2 separate regions of the Homo sapiens genome follow, and region 1 is linked to region 2. Evidence: chromatin contacts called from ENCODE Hi-C data. All regions are on one chromosome and are shown on one strand. Each heading gives the region's core, a stretch centred on a gene start or an enhancer-like site at or near the end of the contact. The rest is flanking DNA. Distances are from core to core; before and after follow the strand shown.

Region 1 (6,024 bases), core at 1,427-3,926, 200 kb before region 2:
AATTCACACAACTAGTAAGGAGTGAAACTGGCATTTGAACCTAGACAGTCTAAGTCTGGGACTGGAACTCTTACTCTGTATGCTATAATAATTTCCGGTAGCAGAGTCCTGCATGCCAGGACAGGGACAGTCCCCACCTAACAACTAATGGCAGACATAAAACAGAAAATTCTGCCATGTTCATTGGCAAAGGTTCTTATAAACTAGATCCATGCTGCCTGTCTTTGAATGGATCACAGTCAAGGATTCAAAGCCTCCCATGTAAACTCCCAGAAGCATATACAAAGATGAAGATGAGGGAAGCAATAACTATACACAAAGCCTGTACCGACTTGGCTGGGAATGACTTCTAAACTATCACGCGACACAGCTTCCATTCTCTTGAAGCGCTGTTTGCATCTTTTGCCATTTTGCTCTGCCTCTCGAGGTAGTCATGAGGTCCCTGCCTCCTGACCTGGGCCACTCATGACTGTGCATTCCTCTCATAGCCTTGTGCAAAGATTTATGTATGATTTATGCATGATTGGTGCATGATTTATGAACATAACAACATGGGCCATATATGCTTTCCCAAGGGCTGGGTATCGAGCTGGCTCTGGAAGGAGGTGATGGGTGAGGATGTGCTTAGAGCGGGTGAGAAAGCAGCCAAGTGTTGGAGAACAGAGCCAGGCCAGGAGAGACGAAACACATGGGGGAGTGGTTAGCCTGAACCACGGAGCTGTGCTCCAGTGTGACCAAAGAGAGGGTGGTTACTGATGCAGGACCTCAGAGTCTATCCCAGGGAATTCAGAGATTATTCCAAGGGCAATTTGAATCACTGGCTGATCATTCAAAGGGTAGAAGGAAGCTGCTGTGGATTTTGTTTGCTGACACAAGAGCTTCCAAGTCCCAGAGTTAGAATGATCAGAGAGAGAAGCCAAAAGTTGAGAAGCGACTTCCAGGAAGCAGAGAGACACCAAATAAGTCACACATAGGTTTTTTGTTTGTTTGTTTGTTAATTTTTTGAGACAGAGTCCTGCTCTGTCACCCAGGCTGGAGTGCAGTGGCGTGATCTTGGCTCACTGCAACCTCCGCCTCCCAGGTTCAAGTGATTCTCCTGTCTCAGCCTCCCGAGTAGCTGGGACTACAGGTGTGCACCACCACACCCGGCTAATTTTTGTATTTTTAGTAGAGATGGTGTTTCACTACGTTGGCCAGGCTGGTTTCGAACTCCTGACCTCAAGTGATCCAACCGCAGGAACAGTTCCCTGAGGTCTACATATTAAATCCAAGCTCCTTATCTTGACATTTAAGGCCTTCTATGTTCTGACCTGGAACTTCAGCCATATGGACATCTCAACATTCCCCCAAATGTCATTTGCTTTCATTCCTCTGTGCCTTTGCTTATGCTAACGCCTGCCCTTGGATGGCCTTTCTACTGTTTTCTACACAGAGAAATCACCAATGCACTCGCTCTGACAGTGTAACTAATTAATTTCAGTTTGACTTAGTAGAAACTTCATGAGTTAAAAGAGACTGAAAGTGTGACAAAAGCAAGTACTTACTTTCTCTTGGCCTAAATTTCAGAGTTGAAAGTATCCTCAATGGTTTGGAAGGCTCCATTCAAATTCTGCTTACTCTATACTCTCCCTTAAAATTAGCATTTTTTTCCCTCTGATATTCATTTAGTAATTATTTAATTCTGCCTATTCATATTATACTTGCAGCATTTCTTTAAATTTGTCTTCTCTAGATCACATATGCTTTTTTTGAGGTCAAGGACAAGCCTTAGGAAAAATTCTTTTCTTTCCAGCATGCCATTAGTTTTCCACATAGCAGCTGCTCAGTGAATATTTATTGAATCATCAGCCCATGATCATATTATTCTAATTAAAATAAGAGGCTTTTATCAAATGATAATTACATAGTTAATTATGAAGAAATCTGGGAAAAGAGTTGTATTGTTGATCTGAAGTAAACTAAGAGTACAAGAGTCTATTAAATTCCATCAGAAAAGAGTGACAGATACAGTAAATTATTTTAAAGCATTATAGTCATTGCCATTATTTATAAAATGGGTTAATTTTGAGTTTACAAACATAAAATACTTTCAGTACATAAACACAACAAACATTAAGTTGTGATGTGCAATTTCTCTGTCTTTATTTTACTCATGCCTGAAGTTGCTAGGCCTTATATGGGGTGAGGTTAAAAATTCCTCACCCCATATAAAAAGTGACTTCAGTTGGGATTGACAGATGCCTAACCAGGCTTCCTCAAACTGCTCCCAGGCCTAACAAAGGAAATGGGCCATGTCCCAGCGGGACAGGAACCTGGATCCACCCCTGGTCTCTTGTTCCTTCAAGCCTAGGCTGGAAGTGAATGAGGAAACACAGTTTGGGTAGAACTTACAGTGGTTCAGTCATATTCTCTCCAATGGCTCCCCAAAACTTTTCCCAAGTCCTCAGTAAATATTTGGTGATTAACTGATTTTATCATCTGACATTTCTCCTAACATCATTGTTGAAAAAGAAAGTTGGCTGAGATTTACAATGACCCCTTCTCACAAGGTGGGTGGTTGGACTTGGGAAGGAATGAGAACCATTCTATTGATAGAAGAAGAGGCTCTTCCCCAGCTGACATAATGACGGAAATGGTGGTTTAGAAAAAATCTTAAAAATTGCTCAGAGATGATTATAGGCTGTCATTAAGAAATGAGGAAGGAAGGGCTTTCTTTTCGACTACAGGGTGTACAGCTCTACAGACAGAAATTATTATTTTATATTTAGGCCAATGGTAGTCTGTAGGCCTTTGAAATGTAAAAAGCAATAATAACTTAAGTATCTGGTTTGGCTTACAAAGCATCAAGACAGATTACACAGGCCATATATAAAAACCAGGCTCTGTCCTTTATAACATTATTTCACTCATCCCTGAAGTATAACTGAAAATAAATACCTTCCTAAGAGTCTCTTCACACTTAAGTTGTATTTAAATAACTTAAATATAAAAATACCAGTAGATTGAAAAATACTTAAAGGATTTCATGACCAGGTTGGAAGTTCAAGTGTATTAAAAGGAGAGAGAATGAAATAAAAGGGAATTAGAACAGACCATCTCATTAGTCATAAAAAGAAATGAACTTCTGATATGGATAGGTCTTGAAAATACTATACCAAGTGAAATAAGTCAAACAGAAAAGGATAAATATTAGTATTTCAGGTTTCTGAAGTCACTGCTATATTCACTGTGTGCCAACTCTGTGTAGGACAACCGCCATGGTGGATTTAGAGAGTATCAGGCCATGGAGATCTAACTGGGTTCATCATCCAGATGAGGGAGGACTATGGGGAAAGTGAACAATGCATGCGCTGGGTTGCGGAAGAGCAACACAGCCCACATTCCAGTGTTCACAGGAGGCAGGGATCTGTGAGCTGAAGCAGCTTTCCAAAAGCAGGAGAACAGAATTCCTGAAATCACACAGGCACGAAAATAACCGTGATTTCACTCAACAAACCAAATAACTTGTTTGCAACATAAAACGTGCAAATGTTTGTTCCTGATTAGATCTTTGAGAGAGTGAGTGGGGAAATCATCTCCAGTAAAGACATCCTATGATAATTTTCACTCCTAATCCAGAGTTTCATTTTGCACCCTTCCTCTCACATCCTCCACACCTTTTGGAATAGCTGAAGCCCAGGAAGGGCATGTCTTAGTGTGCTGAATGGCAGGCTACTCATACACAAATATATGCATGCTTACTTTATTTGGACAGAAGCACTAGAGAAGTATAGTTACATTTGATATTTGGAGGTGAAAACTATGAACCACTGAAATAAACCTCTATGTTCCGTTTCCTCACTCTAGTGAGGTATGAAAAGCCTTCTTGAAGTAGTAGCAGCTTCTGTTTCGGTTGACTGCTGTCAGTTCCTGAGCCCAGCACCGAGAAACAGTAACGATGTTGGTGGGGCCAAGATGTGGTGCAGTGTATGCTGCTTGGGTGATGGGCGCACCAGGATCCCACACATCTCCACTAAAGAACTTACTCATGTAACCAAATACCACCTGTACCCCCAATTACTTATGGAAAAATAAAATTTAAAAAAATCCAAAATAAAATAAATAACAGTTATGAGTTTAAAGAACCTGTCTCAAGTCACACTGTTGAGCAGCCAGGAGACTCCCATCACCCTCAGTAATAAACACCATCAAAAGGTCACTAAAGGCAGGAACTAGCCATTGTCAGATTTCCTGAGTTCACTTCTGACATGGTACAGTAAAATGCTTATAATATTCAACACATGGCCATTTTATATTTACCAATTCTATGGAGTGGGAAACAATTGCAACTATAAATTTTAATGTCAAAAGAAAATATTATTCCAGAGAATAAAGAACTAAAGCTCAAAGATCATATTACTTCTTCTTCTTCTGTTTTTCTTTTTTTTTTTTTTTTTGAGACAGAGTTTCGCTCTTGTTGCCCAGGCTGGAGTGCAATGGCACAATCTCAGCTCACTGCAACCTCTGCCTCCCGGGTTCAAGTGATTCTCCTGCCTCAGCCTCCTGTGTAGCTGGCATTACAGGCATGTGCCACCATGCACGGCTAATCTTTTGCATTTAGTAGAGACCACCATGTTGGTCAGGCTGGTCTCGAACTCCTGACCTCAGGTGACCCACCCACCTTGGCCTCCCAAAGTGCCGGAATTACAGGCATGAGCCACCATGCCCGGCCAAAATCTGTTTTCTGAAACATAAAAGTAAAACCTTAAGAATCATCCATCTGTCCATCTCAGGATAAATTTGTTAAGTATTTTTTCTATGCCAGGTCCTGGACTAAATGTTAGAGACAAAAAGATTTTTTTAACAAAGATTAACATATGGTTCCTGCCTTTAAAGAACTAACTGAAAAGAAATACCTTCCTAAGAGTCTCTTCACACTTAAGTTATATTTAAATAACTTAAATATAAAAATACCAGTAGGTTGAAAAATACTTAAAGGATTTCATGACCAGGTTGGAAATTCAAGTGTACTAAAAGGAGAGAGAATGAAATAAAAGGGAATTAGAACAGACCATCTCATTAGTCATAAAATGAAATGAACTTCTGATATGGATGGGTCTTGAACATACTATACTGAGTGAAATAAGTCAAACAGAAAAGGACAAATATTAGATAATTCCACTCATACAAAATGTCTAGTAAATTCCCAGAGGAGAATGGGCAAATTCATAGAGACAGAAAACAGATTAGAAGTTATCAAAGACAGGACAAGAGGAGAACAGAGTTACTGCTTAATGGTTACAGAATTTTTGTTTGGGGTGATAAAAAGTTATAAAAATACTGGTGATGGTTGCATAACATTGTGAATACAACTAATGCCACTGAATTGCACATTTAAAATGGTTAAAATGGCAAATTTTATGTTATGTATATTTTACCACAGCTTAAAAAGTAAATAATGTAATATACCAAAAACCATTGAATTGTACACTTTAAATGGTAAATTGTGTGGCACCTGAATTATATCTCAAGACACTGTTTTTTAAAAAATCTCTTACATGTTAGCATAGTTTTTACTATGTTTTTACTTTGTTACCTTGCAAAGCTCTGAATATTGTTACAGAAATTTGTCAAATTTATCAGGAGAGTATGAGATAAGAGAGAAAATGTTAGATTAAATGGTTGGGCTTGGTGGCTTATGGCTGTAATCCCAAAGAGAGAAGGCCTCTTTGGGAGGCCAACGCAGGTGGATCACCTGAGGTCAGGAGTTCAAGACTAGCCTGGCCAATATGGTGAAGCCCTGTTTCTACTAAAAAATACAAAAATTAGCCAAGCATGGTGGAGCATGCCTGTAATCTCAGCTACTCAGGAGGCTGAGGTATGAGAATCACTTGAACCCGGGAGGCGGAGGTTGCGGTGAGCCAAGATCACGCCACTACACTCCAGCCTGGGTGACAGAGTGAGACTCCTTCTCAAAAAATAAAATAAAAAAAAAAACAAAGGAAGAAAATGTAAGATTAAGAGTCTGGGACATGTGATTCCAGG
Region 2 (6,591 bases), core at 1-2,500:
GCTGGATACACACGTATTTCTTAGGCTTCCTAAACTCCTGAAATAGAGCAATGCAGGAACACCTGCTGAGAACGTGGGGAGGGGGCAGGGGGCTGCAACCTTCCACATCCAGGAAGAAACCAGGCTGAGGTCTCTGTTCTGGAGCCATTAGTGACATGACCTCAACTAAACATGTGAAGGACTTTTTCAAACATCACTTATGTCCCCTGACCAAATGTGTCTTGGGGTCTTCAAAGGTTCAGGAGAAGCCTAGGTTAGAGCTCAAGTATTCACATTTGCCCAGGGCTAGCACAGGGTCCATATTATTTCTATTAAGGAGATAGTTTAAGCTCGCTTGGCAAACTGGGTTAATGACTAACTGGGTTAAGTGACTCAGATAAAATCCCCACATCCTGACTTGTGGTTAGACATTTGACTACCTTTATCTCAAAGAGTTTGAATCTTTTTTTTTCTCGTTGAAGGTTTTGTAAAATAAGGTGCGGATATTGCACTATTTTACCCATCTTGGGGATAGTGAAAGAGTCGTGGAGCTACTGTAAGTGGTACATTGAATGAGCTGAATTCAGCATGATGTCAGCCAAAACCTCTGGACCCCAGTGAACTCACTCTGGACCAGTTGCTCTGCCTGCCTCTGGACTGAAACCTGGCCACACCACCTGGGGAGGGGAAGGGAGGAAGGAACTCTGAGCTGCCATATAGTCTCGATGGAGCCTCAGCTGACCCCAGAGAGTTTTGAAGTTGGGATGACCCTTCAGAGATGTCCCCATTTGGCAAGGGGCCCAGGCCTTTGTTCTCCCACATCTGTTGGCCAATGGCTGCTGGCCTCCCCAGGAAGGCAGCATGGCCTCTGGGAGCTGATAGCTGAGGGCTGTCTGCAGGCGGCAGTCCTAGCGGCAGGGCACCAACCCTTCATCCTGCCTCAGGACATCCCAGTGTCCATACAGGGAACTGGAGAAAAAGGGCACAATCCTTAGCTGGTACAGGTGTAACCTGCCATCGGAGACTTCTGGCAGATGTGCAAGTGCAAGCTCGTCTTCAGTGAGGAGCTTTTGGGGTTTCCCAAAAGATCCCTCCAAGGACCTCTGACTGCAGTTCCTTGCACAGACAGTGCTTCTCCGGCCAGCTGCCGTGGCCCCACACAGGCCTGGGATTTTTGTGTGCACTCCTCTGTGGGATCCCTCCCCTCCCAGGTGCTCCTTTAGCATAGGAGCTCCTTAAAGATGACTCATGGCTAGACAATGTCCCCACAGTTCATGTCCTGCTCCTTGGAAAAAGGTACCTTTGTCTCACTCTCGGTGACCAACTATGCTGGTTTTTCCAGGACCGTCCTGGTTTTAGCACAGAAAGTCTCACTTCCCAGGAAACCTTTCAGTCCTGGCAAACCAGGGTGGTGGGTCGCCCTAGAACATATGGACCTGAAACAGCCACACCTCTGCACTTCAGCTGCGGTGTCACACAGGAGGCTTTTCAGGTGTGAATTAAATAGCATTTCTTATGCCCATCAAACTCCAGCGACTTATGGAAAGCCTTCCAAATGGCCAGTGAAGCCCCTCCTCAAGGCTTGCGTGGTAGGGGAAGTGCACAGGCTATGACCCTTGAAGTCAGGGGAAAACAGAACATGAGGGCTGATGCTCCAAAGCAAGCCTGCCTCTCCCAGAATCCTCAGTGTCTCCTGACACCTTATTTAGCCTGGAAGTGGGTCATGGGCTACGGTTTACAAAACCTATCTCAAAACCCGCTGGTCCAGCTGCTGGGGGTGGAGTGAGGTGAACTCTCTGGGTATAAAGTCCCAGGAGAACTTGTGCTCAGTGGGAAATGGTTCCTAGAGGGGCTGTTAACCATCTTCAGAGGGAGGCTGGACAGGAATCTGCTTCTCAGCATCAGCATTCATGGCACCCTTTTTTCCTTCAAATTCTTTAGCTTTAGGCCAGAAGCTTTAGAGAGTTATGTATATAAAAATCACCCAAGGATTCTATTAAAAATGTAGCTTATCTGTTCTTAAACTTGAAAAGATGCTAACCTCACTTATAATAAAAGAAGCACAAATTAAAACTATAGCAAGACAATATTTCTAACCTGTCAAATCAGCAAAACATCTGATATTTTCTGTTGGTAATGCTATGGTGGAAATCAACACTCTTATGCATGGTTGGCTTTGTCCCTGAGGAGAGGCATCTGGCAATACCCAACACAATTATAGGTGCGTTTACCCTCTGATCCAGAAACCCACATCTGATCATCTATACTAGAGATACACCTGTACGTATAATAAATGACACATGCAGACAATCATTTCTTTTTTTTTTTTTTTTTTTTGAGACGGAGTCACGCTCTGTCACCCAGGCTGGAGTGCAGTGGCGTGATCTTGGCTCACTGCAAGCTCCGCCTCCCAGGTTCACACCATTCTCCTGCCTCAGCCTCCCAAATAGCTGGGACTACAGGCACATGCCACCACACCCAGCTAATTTTTTTTAAAATATTTTTAGTAGAGACGGGGTTTCACCATGTTAGCCAGGATGGTCTCGATCTCCTGATCTCGTGATTCACCCGTCTCGGCCTCCCAAAGTGCTGGGATTACAGGCGTGAGCCACTGCGCCCGGCTGCAATCATTTCTTGTCTCATTGTTTGTAATAGCAAAGGAATAGGAAATAACCCAAGTGTAAAGCAGTAAGATATACGTAATTAAACCATTATAGATCCACACAAAAGAATTTTGTGTAGTATAAAAAAGGCAATGGGAATATTTACCTATATACTACTAACATGAAGAGATCTTTAGGAAATAGTGTTAAATGAAAAAAATTAAATAGCAGGTTGTGTATATATATATATATATATATATATATATATATATATATATATACATAGATACTTTTGCAACAAACAAGGAAAAATATATATTAATATTTATGTGAATTTGCATGAAAAACAAAAAATAATGAGCAATGTAGGGGATAAGGGAGAAGAGGGTGACTGGGGACAGGACCTTAAGGATGCTGTCTAAATGCTTTGCTGTATATATACTTTACACATGGATTTTCAGACCATGTAAACTATGAGCTACTCAATAAAACAGTTTAGAACTATGTAGATGTCCAAATCCCCTTTCTTGAATTCTAATTTACCGATTCCAGGGCAAGGCTCAGAATTCCGTACTTTTGTAGAGCTTTGGAAGAAAACGAACCAAGGAATACACGCTGAAAAAGTCTCTCGAGGTGCTCTTTCTCCTACATTATTTTATTGACATTTTCACCAGAGCATTCCTTTTGGCTGAATTAATAACTATTTTATGACACACTGGGCTCTAGGAAAAGCGACTGGAGAGGGGACCAAATGGAGGTGATCGGGAGGACCATAGTGGCATCAGCGGATGCATGCAGCAGTGTAGAGTCAAGTCAGAGGCCTTTCTGGAAAGTGGTCATGTGGCCAGGTTGGTCATCCCAGTGGTAGACCGTCCACAGGGATGTGTGCTACCATCTCTCCTTAGAGTCCGAGAAAGTTTCCTGGGAGTGTCTGCATTCTCAATGTTATGGAAGCAGCAGATCTGAGGCAAATTAGCAAAAAAGCAAGTGTTGACTGCTGGGATGGTGTTGGGGATTGAATTGTGTCTCCTGAAAAGATATCTTCAAGTCCTAACCTTTGGTACCTGTGTATGTGACCTTTTGTGGAAATAGGGTCTTTGCTGATGCAATCAAATTGAAATGAGATCACACTGGATTACGGTAGGCCCTAAGTCCAATGACCAGTGTCTGAGAAGTGGGAAATTTGAACAGTACAGAGCCACACGGACACACAGGACAGAAGGCCGTGGGACGACAGAGCAGTGATTGGAGTGACGCACTTGCCAACCAAGGAATGCCAAGGACTGCTAGCAACCCCCAGAAGCTAGGAAAAGGCAGGGAAGACCCCTCCTTAGGGCCTTCAGAGGGGACATGGCCCTGCTGACACCTTGATTTCAGACTTCTAGATTCCAGAACTGTGAGAGAATAAATTTCTCTTGTTTTAAGCCACCTAGTATGTGGTAACTTGTTATGGCAACCCTGGGAAACTAATACAGGTAGTGAGAGAAAAAAGTAAAGACACAAGTAACTCCAGGCCTGAGAAGCTGGAGAATGGTGTGGTTGAGACACCACGGGTGGGATGGGGTGTTTGGAGGGGTCAGGGAGGATGGGAAACTCGGTTTTAACTCTTCAAATTTTAGGCACAAGTGGAAGTGTCAGGGAAGATGTGTCAGAGCTGGCGGAATCGCTGAGTTGATACTCATGACGTTACAAAGGGCATCAGCGTAGATTTGATGCATCAACATCTATCACGCCTGTAATCCCAGCATTTTGGGAGGCCAAGGCAGGAGGATTGCTTGAGTCCAGGAGTTTGAAACCAGTTTGAGAAATGTAGTGAGACCCCTGCCTCTACAAAAAATAAAGAATTAGCCGGGCATGATGACCTGCACCTGTGATCCCAGCTACTCAGGAGGCTGAGGTAGGAGGATAAATTGAGCTTGGAATCTGAGGCTGCAATGAGTTATGATTGCACCATGACACTCTAACCTGAGTCACAGAGCAAAACTTAGTCTCAAAAACAAAACATAACAAAATCTATTAACCAAGTGCTCACTAAAGCCTTCTAGTTTCACATTGCTGAGTCTCTCAAAATGCTAAGCGGTAGAGGAATAAAATCCGCGACGCCCCCCAGAGAAATTTATGTAATATAATTGCGAGCTGGGGCCTGCACATGTGAAGAACAATCTTGAAAGGAAACAATACATTGCAAATGGATGCAAGTTTAAAATTTTAGAAGAACAGATTGTACTGGTAAGTGTTTAACCACTGGCTTTCTAAAAAGAAAGCCCTGATTTGTATTGCTTAATGATTTCTGAAGTGTAAATATTCCCCCACAGCCAATTCCAAGCCCCCAGCGTGATGCCACTGAACACAGAGTAGGAAGATATGCCACCAGCTGGCTCCTGCGAGTCAGTCTGAGCCAGTACAAGCTGGCTCCAGCATCCCACCAAGGGTGAGGGCTGGGGAAATTAGGGGTTCAAGAAGAAACTGAATCTCAGCAGGTTCTAAAAAGGGGGCAGATTGGGAGGAAGGAGAAGCGCCTTCCATAGCAAAACAGCCTGAGTGAGAAGCAGGAGAAGAAACAGAGAAAGGTCATGGACCCAGATGGAGCGGAGTTGGCATTGCAGCTCAGACACCTGTGAGCCAGGTGAGCTGAGCTTCAGTTTGCTCCTCTGTAAAGTGAGCACCTGTCATGCAGGATTATATGACAGAGGCATGCTACTCGGTACACAGTACTCAGAAATGTTAAGTTGCCCGCAGCAGTGAGCTGAATAATTTTGTTGCAGTGTTGGTGTAGGGCTGTAGTGGTAGGTAAGCTCCAAACACACACACACACCTGTTTATATGTGTACATATACACGAACATACACACATGTACTAATATATGTATATGTACATATGCACACACGTAGAATCCTCTACTTAAGACAAAGCTACATGGTCGGGCGTAGGGAGGTGTGTTATTCTCCTTGAACGCAGGTGAGAAGGCTTCTGCAGCATGACATCATCTCTGTTGAGTTATTCAAGGACATCTGAGGGATGAGAGGTCCTGAGATACTTGGGAGAGAAACATCCTGTGACAGCCTTTGAGGCTATAATCAACCGCAGCAGGACCGGAAAAAGCGCTCACATGGACGGGTTCCTTCCAGACTTATTGACAAAAGGGATTTTAGGTCAGTGTTTTTCCTTCAGGAAACAACAAGGAAACAGGACTCCTTCTGCTTTCTGTCAAGGAGGTGAGCAACCATTTCAGAAACTGGAGCAAATTCCTGACGTTGAACAAAAGAGTGTCCCTGGGGATATGACTCAGTGAGGCAGGGGCATCTTGAATGTGTCCTTTTATGACAGTTGAGTCGCTGGGTAGAAGGAGCTACTCTGTGTTATGGTTGTTTCTCCTTTAGCAACTTAATTCCAAATTAAATTATTTGGCTACAAACTCAACTGTGCACCTTGGCTCAGTCAGAATGGCTCTGGACCTCTCACTGCTTGAAATCATCCCTAGATACACAATGATAATAATCTTATGTTTGTAATCATATATATGTATATTCTCCTTGTGAGTTCAAGGAATTTAAAGCAGCTTCTTACCTTTGCATGGCTAGGTATGTTGAAATTTGTAATGATTGGTTGTCCCTGAGATGGTGCCAGCATTGCTACCAGCCAAGAATGATCTGTGTCAAGAACAAATGGGAAAATCAGTGCACAGCCAAGCCATTGAGGCTGTTCCCAGTAAACATGAGGCAAAATAGTACCTAAGACATGGAGGGTTGATCAGGAAAAGCAGGCAAGTGCAACAGGATTTTGAAAGACACATAGACTTTTGGGGAAAAGAGTAGACCAGGCAAGTGGCATGATCTGAACAGGTAGAGGGCAAAGGGCTCAACCTCCTCAGTCTGTGGAGTTTAAATTCTGTCTGACCAGCAACCTTCCTGTCTGAAAATGCAGTTACTGGTCAGACAGGAAGCCGGACAGGCTGCCATTATGGTTTCCAAGCTTAGCACTGTAAGCTCCTGGGTGGGCTTGACACAAA

What was found. A loop is a pair of places that touch in the nucleus more often than their neighbours do. Pooled maps may share reads with other maps.
Region 1: a pooled map shows a loop between it and region 2 (5-fold over the local background). The contact joins two enhancer-like sites. A Hi-C loop is called at or near these places in 1 of 168 maps with a recorded cell type or tissue (endothelial cell of umbilical vein), 5 of 37 single-sample maps with no recorded cell type and 6 of 50 pooled maps.

Annotation. Positions count from the first base shown.
Region 1 is chr6:150,688,268-150,694,291 of GRCh38, reverse strand. The region is part of intron 2 of PLEKHG1 (pleckstrin homology and RhoGEF domain containing G1); the gene reads right to left. Among named protein-coding and RNA genes, the nearest start is that of PLEKHG1, 91 kb to the right of the region's middle. RefSeq lists a silencer at 3,811-3,910. Within about 2 kb of position 2,676, at least 3 of the 41 ENCODE cell types and tissues checked have a DNase peak (open chromatin) inside an H3K27ac peak, as active enhancers do.
Region 2 is chr6:150,485,395-150,491,985 of GRCh38, reverse strand. No RefSeq gene overlaps it. Among named protein-coding and RNA genes, the nearest start is that of PLEKHG1, 110 kb to the left of the region's middle. Within about 2 kb of position 1,250, at least 4 of the 41 ENCODE cell types and tissues checked have a DNase peak (open chromatin) inside an H3K27ac peak, as active enhancers do.